3 separate regions of the Homo sapiens genome follow, and regions 2 and 3 are each linked to region 1. Evidence: read pairs that join two places in POLR2A ChIA-PET (ENCODE). Cell type or tissue: HepG2. All regions are shown on one strand.

The links. Peaks named below come from ENCODE experiments on the same cell type or tissue, not always from the same donor. Only the 100,000 strongest peaks of a DNase experiment are listed, where the experiment ranks them.
Region 2: POLR2A ChIA-PET joins it to region 1 with 5 read pairs; 4 of 35 experiments call an interaction of 5 or more read pairs at or near these places.
Region 3: POLR2A ChIA-PET joins it to region 1 with 5 read pairs; 4 of 35 experiments call an interaction of 5 or more read pairs at or near these places.

What each region holds. Positions count from the first base shown.
Region 1 is chr1:52,078,840-52,081,339 of GRCh38, forward strand. All of the region lies in intron 3 of BTF3L4 (basic transcription factor 3 like 4), which reads left to right. Among named protein-coding and RNA genes, the nearest start is that of BTF3L4, 24 kb to the left of the region's middle. In HepG2, no CTCF peak of the experiment used is centred here; a DNase peak (open chromatin) is centred at 1,402.
Region 2 is chr1:52,327,578-52,330,077 of GRCh38, forward strand. All of the region lies in intron 13 of ZFYVE9 (zinc finger FYVE-type containing 9), which reads left to right. Among named protein-coding and RNA genes, the nearest start is that of CC2D1B, 37 kb to the right of the region's middle. In HepG2, no CTCF peak of the experiment used is centred here; a DNase peak (open chromatin) is centred at 1,234.
Region 3 is chr1:52,304,713-52,307,212 of GRCh38, forward strand. All of the region lies in intron 13 of ZFYVE9 (zinc finger FYVE-type containing 9), which reads left to right. Among named protein-coding and RNA genes, the nearest start is that of CC2D1B, 60 kb to the right of the region's middle. In HepG2, a CTCF peak has its summit at 2,025; DNase peaks (open chromatin) are centred at 1,199 and 1,669.

The DNA.
Region 1 (2,500 bases):
TCTTTAGGGAAAAAAAAACAAATTTTGACCTAAAGGGGATGTTTGGTTGAAAAAGAGACCTCAGTGCTGGTATAGTTGCTAATTTAATAGTCCTTTTTATTTGGCTGCTCCTTGTTCTTATATTGTACATATATTATATGGCTTACTCAAACCACACAGTATAAAATCACTGAAAGAAGTGAAGTCTCGATATTAAATGCATATAATTTGCTTTATGACTTTAACAAGTTCCTTATCCCTTCTTTTACCCAAAATGGTAGGAGAGGTGTCTAACTGGTCTTGTTCAGCCAAACAATTCATCGTTTGATAGTTTATAATAGCTCGTGCCCAGAAGCTTTATATAACCATGTCATTTGCTCAGAAGGAAGGAATGTTAGAAATAAAATAATTTGAATTAGTCGGGCATGGTGGCACACACCTGTAATCCCAGCTACTTGGGAGGCTGAGGCAGGAGAATCGCTTGAATCCGAGAGGAGGAGTTGCAGTGAGCAGAGGTCACATCACTGCACTCCAGCCTGGGCAACAAAGTGAGACTCCATCTCAAAAAAAAAAAAAAAAGAAAGAAAATATTCTAGCTGTTTTACCTTCTAGTATTTCTCTATATTCTAAAATTAACTAAACTCTCCATCCCTTTCTGGACCTTTCTATTCCTGAAGCTGCATCTTTTAGACCACTCCATTTAAAACAGCCATGAATAAATTTATTTATGTTTCACAATCTGAGATGGAATTCATCTTGCTTTTCACACTAAACTCAAGCATATTTCAAACTAGAAAGACCTATATATCAGGGTGTAAAATATAACAACATTTAGCCTTCAGAAGAGAAACTTGAACATAAGAAAAAACTCCATGAGTTTGTTTATTGTTTTTGGCTCCATGTTAGCCTCTTGTTTTGTAGCCAATAAGATACATTTTATCTATATACCTGTGTTGTTTTTCTTTTGTGTTCTCGATTTGGCCTATATCCTGAAATAAATCATTCTCTGACAAGCTCTCATGAGGCCATGGAATTTTCTTTTTCTTTTCTTTTCTTTTTTTTTTTTTTTTTGAGACAGGGTCTCGCTCTGTCGCCCAGGCTAGAGTGCAATGGCATGATCTGAGCTCACTGCAACCTCTTCCTCCCGGGTTCAAGCGATTCTCCTGCCTCAGCCTCCCAAGTAGCTGGGATTACAGGCACCCACCACCACACCCAGATGATTTTTGTATTTTTAGTAGAGATGGGGTTTCACTATGTTAGCCAGACTGGTTGTGAACTCCTGATCTCAGGTGATCCACCCGCCTCAGCCTCCCAAAGTGCTGGAATTACAGGCATGAGCACCCAGCTGAATTGAATTTTTGTAGGCAAATAAGCGTTTTAAGTATGAGAATGATTTAGTAGGAAGGAAACAAGAACAAGTTGGGAAACCCAGGTTAAAGTCCTCGGTTTGCACTTAACAAGCTATTTGTCCTTGGGTATGTTGCTAACAAAGAGCTTTTGTCTTCAGTGTTTATTTCTTTAACATAAAGGATTTGAACTGGAAGACTTCTAAGTTCAACAAATATATAGCCTGAATTTTTTGAACAATATTGATTTCAGATTTCTTGTGACTTTAATGTCTGTAAATAAAAAAAAAGTCTCAGATTCCAATATTTGAGACTCTGCACCCAGAAGCATTTTAGAAATCTTTGGTTTTTTGGGTTTTTTTTTTTTTTTTTTTTTTTTTTTTTTTTGAGACGGAGTCTGACTCTGTTGCCCAGGCCAGAGTGCAATGGTGCGATTTCGGCTTACTGCAACCTATGTCTCCCAGGTTCAAGCAATTCTCCTGCCTCAGCCTCCTGAGTAGCTGGGGTTATAGGTGCCTGCCACCATGTCTGTCTAATTTTTGTATTTTTAGTAGAGACAGTGTTTCACCATGCTGGCCAGACTGGTCTCGAACTCCTGATCTCAGGCAGTCCACCAGCCTCGGCCTCCCAGAGTGCTGGGATAACAGGCGTGAGCCACTGCGCTCGGCCTTCTTTTTTTTTTTTTTTTTTTTTTCTGAGAAAGTCTCACTCGGTAGCCAGGCTGGAATGCAGTGGCACAATCTCAGCTCACTGCAACCTCTGACTCCCTGGTTCAAGTGATTCTCCTGTCTCAGCCTCCCAAGTAGCTGGGATTACAGGCACATGCCACCACACCCAGCTAATTTTTGTATTTTTAGTAGAGAAAGGGTTTCACCATGTTGGCCAGGATGGTCTCTATTTCCTGACCTCGTGATCCACCCGCCTCAGCCTCCCAAAGTGTTGGGATTACAGGCCTGAGCCACCGCGCCTGCCCTATTCTTTTATTTTTTTGAGAAAGAGCTTCACTCTTGTCGCCCAGGCTGGAGTGAAGTGGTGCGATCTCACCTTACTGCAACCTCCGACTCCTGGGTTCAAGCCACTTCTGCCTCAGCCTCCGAGTAGCTGGGATTACAGGCACCCACCACCATGCCTGGCTATTTTTGTATTTTTAGTAGAGATGGGGTTTCACCATGTTG
Region 2 (2,500 bases), 250 kb after region 1:
GAGCGACAGAGGGAGACTTGTCTCAGAAAAAAAAAAAGTCTTCATGCTGAAATTGGCATTTTCAGGGGACTACTTTTTCAGGTGCTTGGCCATGGGAGAAGAAAAGGGAAGGTAGGCCGGGCGCGATGGCTCACGCATGTGATCCCATCACTTTGGGAGGCCGAGGTGGGTGGGTCACTTAAGCTCAGGAGTTTGAGACCAGCCTGGCCAAGATGGTCAAACTCCGTCTCTACTAAAAATACAAAGAATTAGCCCGGGTGGTGGCGGGCGCCTGCAGTCCCAGCTACTTGGGATGCTGAGGAAGGAGAATCGCGTGAACTCAGGAGGCAGAGGCCGCAGTGAGCCAGGACCACACCACTGCACTCCAGCCTGGCCAACAGAGCAAGACTCTGTCTCAAAAAGAAAAAAAAAAAAACCCAAAAAGAAAATAGTAATGCAAAGCCTCAGGGATGGGAAATGGTAGGCCATCAGGAAGTAGTCCTACATGTAAGCAGCATGTAAGGATACTGTAGGAGGGAGGCAAGATTTGGGGTTAGAGCATAGGAAGCTTGAGATTCTGAATGGAGGACAAGCTGGAGAAGATGTGACATAGAGCTGTGCTTTGATAAGTACGAAAACATTGTATGTGATGAATCAGAACTGATAGAGATTCACTGTAGGAAAACCAGTTACAAGGTCATTATGTCCAGAAAAGAGGCAATTAGGCCTTGAACTATGGTGAAAATAGGTATAGATACAAGAACATTACAGAATTTGAATTGACAGCAGAATAACACAACCAAAATGGATAGTCAAATATTTATATCATTATATGACTAGTGTAAGTTTGTTTTATGGTCAGTAAGGTCCTTTGAATCTCTTGAAAACTCTGCTCTTGTTGTAACTGAGCATTATCTTAAGAGAAAATATATTCATTTATCTCTAAAGAAATATGAAGTTTCTTTCATTGGACTTGTAATTTACATCCAAGGAAATGATTTCCTTTGAGGCCAGCTAATTTATTCAGAATGTCTGGATTGAAAATGTTTCTTAGTCTGCTTAGTGTAGACAAAATTAGAAACCACTTTAGCCTAATGATTCGGAAGAAATGATTTCTTTAAAATTGTGATCATCTCAGTTTCTTTCATGTGATACAAATGTAAATTGCAAATGAGAACCTAAATGTGTCTGTCAGTTGGCTTTGCTAAGCAGAAATCTTCTAGCTGACTCATCCTATTTACAGAAGAATTATTTCAAAGTAACCTTTGGAAAACCTGGGTAGAAGTGGTTTGGATTAGTGAGGTTGATAAATATCAGTGTAAGAGGAGTATTCAATTATAGTTTGGATACCTCTGGTGCTTTGGAAGAGTTATAATAAAGTAAAGCCAAGAGATGATGATGATGCCTTAGAGTTGTATGGATACAATACCTAGGAGTAAATTTAACCAAGGAAGTAAAAGACTTGTACCCTGAGAACTACAAAACGTTGCTGAAAGTAATTAAAGACCTGTGTAAATGGAAAGATGTTCCATGGATTAGAAGACTTAATATTGTTAAGATGTCAATATTAAAAGTGATCTACAAATGATTCATTGCAAGCCGTATCAAAATTTCAATGGCCTTTTTGCAGCAATGGAAAAGCCAATATTCAAATCATCTGTAATTGCAAGGGGCCCTTAATAGCCCTTCGTGGATGTTCTTGAAAAAAGAAGAACAAAATTGGTGGATTTATACTTCTCAATTTTAAAACTTACCCTTACCTCACATTATATATAAAAACTGACTCAAAACAATCAACCAACAAACTAAATATAAGAGCTAAAACCATAAAGCTATTAGACGAAAACAGTAATCTTTCGTGACCTTGGATTTGGCATTGGATTCTTAGATATGACCCCAAAAGCACAAGCAACAAAAGAAAAAAAATAGATGAATTGGATTTAATAAAAATTAGAAATTTTGTGCATCCAAGGACATTAGCAAGAAAATGAAAAGACAACCTATAAAATGGGAGAAAATATTTTCAGATCATATCTCTCATAAGGGTCTTAAGAATTCTTACATATCGGCCGGGCGCGGTGGCACATGCCTATAATCCCAGCACTTTGGGAGGCCAAGGCTGGCGGATCATGAGGTCAGGAGATCGAGACCATCATGGTTAATACGGTGAAATCCCGTCTCTACTAAAAATACAAAAAATTAGCCGGGCATGGTGGCCAGCACCTGTAATCCCAGCTACTCGGGAGGCTGAGGCAGGAGAATGGCGTGAACCTGGGAGGTGGAGCTTGCAGTGAGCCTAGATCGCGCCACTGCACTCCAGCCTGGGTGACAGAGCGAGACTGTCTCAAAAACAAAACAAAAAAAAATTCTTCCGTGTCAACAGCAAAGACAGCAAGGCAAAGTGGGTATGTGCCTGTAGTTCCAGCTACTTGGAAGGATAAGGTGGGAGGATCAGTGTCAACCTGGATAACATAACATAACATAACATAACATAGCACCATAGTCTCTAAAAAAAAGACAA
Region 3 (2,500 bases), 230 kb after region 1:
TGGATTTGTGAGCTCAGTTCTCAGCATTATTATGAGAATGACCTCTGTGAAGAAAGCTTTTAGCCATGACTTTCCACGTGATTTTTTTTTTTTTAAGGATATTAGAAAATAGTAGCTAGAATGTGTGCTTACTTTTTTCTGGGATACAACTAGCAGTCTTCAGCATTTAGATAATCCTGCCTTGGAGTATCAAGGAGTAATCGATGAGACTAGGTAGAGTCAAATCTTTAAAGTGAACTATTTGTAGTTCACAGATCTTGCTCTGTTGCCCAGGCTGGAGTGCAGTAATGCAATCTTTCATGGCCTAAAGAATTTTAAAAGAGATTGTGCTTTGAAAACCTATTTTATTTCTCAAATTTGAAATATTATTGTCTATTTCACAAACATGTATTAAATATATTCTGTGATTTGAAATATAAAGATGAGATAAGAACATTAGGCCTGCTGGCCAAGCGCGATGGCTCACACTTGTAATCCCAGCACTTTGGGAGGCCAAGGCAGGTGGATCACCTGACGTCAGGAGTTTGAGACCAGCCTGGCCAACGTGGTGAAACCCCGTCTCTACTAAAAATACAAACATTGGCTGGGTGCCTGTAATGCCAGCTACTCGGGAGGCTGAGGCAGGAGAATTGCTTGAACATGGGAGGCAGAGGTTGCAGTGAGCTGAGATCTCACCATTGGACTCCAGCCTGGGCGACAAGAGCAAAACTCTGTCTCAAAAAAACAAACAAACAAAAACCTTATGCCTGCTTTCGGAGCGTTTGCTGTCCAGGAAAATGATGGCATCAGTGGCCTGTCTGGAGTGGCTGCTGCCATCATGCTGGCTGCAGCAGGGTGGTGCTGCCAGGGCTGCATACTCCGTGGAGCCTGTAGGAGCCGGGGACAAGTGGGAGCCCCACCCCTTCCGAGTTGGTGGGGTGGGCCTCCCAAGGTGCAGCTGCCCAAGTTATGGCTGCAGACCTGGGCCTTCTGCTCCATGGAGCAGGCAGGAGCTCCCCCCTTGCAGGCACAGCTGTAGCTACCCGAGTTGTGGCTACGGACCCAGGCATCCTCGTGCTTGGGAAGGCCCCCCTCCCTTACAGCCCTGGAAATGCCTGCTCCTACTGCCTGGCTTTTCCCTGCTGTCAGCACCCACTCCAATCTCAGAGCAAAGTCGGGGCAGTGCTGACACACCAGTGCCCTGCCGCCTTGGCCCCCTCTGGACTTTGGGCACTGACAAACATAGGAAGTAAGCTGATGGGGGATGTGTGCAGCTCAATGCTGGCCTGCAGACACCCCATGGAACCTACAGCTTGGGCACCATGAATAGCAGGAGGCAAACACGTTCCTGAGCAGAAGAGGCCAGGTCCCCGATGAGGTTCCACCTTCAGGCTAGGAAGGGCCTGAAGGCTGGGGGGCCAGGCCACCAGTCCCATGGACTGTAGTGGGAACTTGGGGTGCCTTTTCTCAGCCTGCCCATGGCTGTCCATGCACCAGTCGGTGCATGCTTCCCCTCCTCTGAGGCCTGTAAAAGCCCTGGGATCAGCTAGAGCTGAGCAGACATCGGGATGACCAGCTGCAGAGAGGAGCTGCCCACTCCAGGGTCTCCTCTCTGCTGAGACCTGCAGACGCTGAGATGACCAGCTGTAGAGAGGAGCTGCTCACTCCAGGGCCGCCTCTCTGCTGAGAGCTGAATACTCGATTTGACAACCTGCCTGTAGAGAGGAGCCACCCACCCCAGGCCCTCCTCTATTACGTCACTCATAAAGCTCCTCTTCACTTTGCTCACCCTCCACTTGTCTGCATACCTCATTCTTCCTGGATGCAGGACAAGAACTCGGGACCTGCCAAATGGCAGGGCTGAAAGAGCTGTGACACAAACAAGGCTGAAACATGCCCCTTGCTTGCCACATTGCAAGTGAAGAGAAGGAGAGAAGAGCTGCAGCCCTTTGGGGAACCCAAGCTTGGGAGCTCCCTGAGCCAGGGCTGTGACTCCCTCTTTGGGGCCCTGTGGTTACTGAAGTCTCCAAGCTTCCGAATGTCACCACATTCCCTGGTGGCAGCTGTGGAAGCTGCTTGCGGTGCACCTGGTCCAGCTGCAGCCTGGCAGAGAGCCAGGGCCTGTGCAGGCACCTGGAGCTACCTGCCTCACTGCAGCAGCCAGCATGCCTGACTGTGTGCAGTGGCCGGAACCCACGCTTGCTTTCTCACACACCCCTTGCTGCTCCATGCCTGGCTCACCCTTGACAGACATGGGATCCAGGCTGGTAGTGTAAGCCTAGCACAGCCTGCCAGGCTGAGTGGCCGGAACAAGCCCAGCAGGCCTGAGCAAAACTCAGGCAAAGGCACCACTGGCCACAGAGCTTTCCAGCCAGAAAAGCAACACACCAAGGATCCTGTAACAGTTAGATGATCAGATGTCATTCCCAAGCAAATAACATATTGCTATCCTTGATGTTTGCGAGGTAGTGCTGTGTGTTTAGAAATTTTGTTTGTACAAGTATATCTGTAAAAGCTGAGG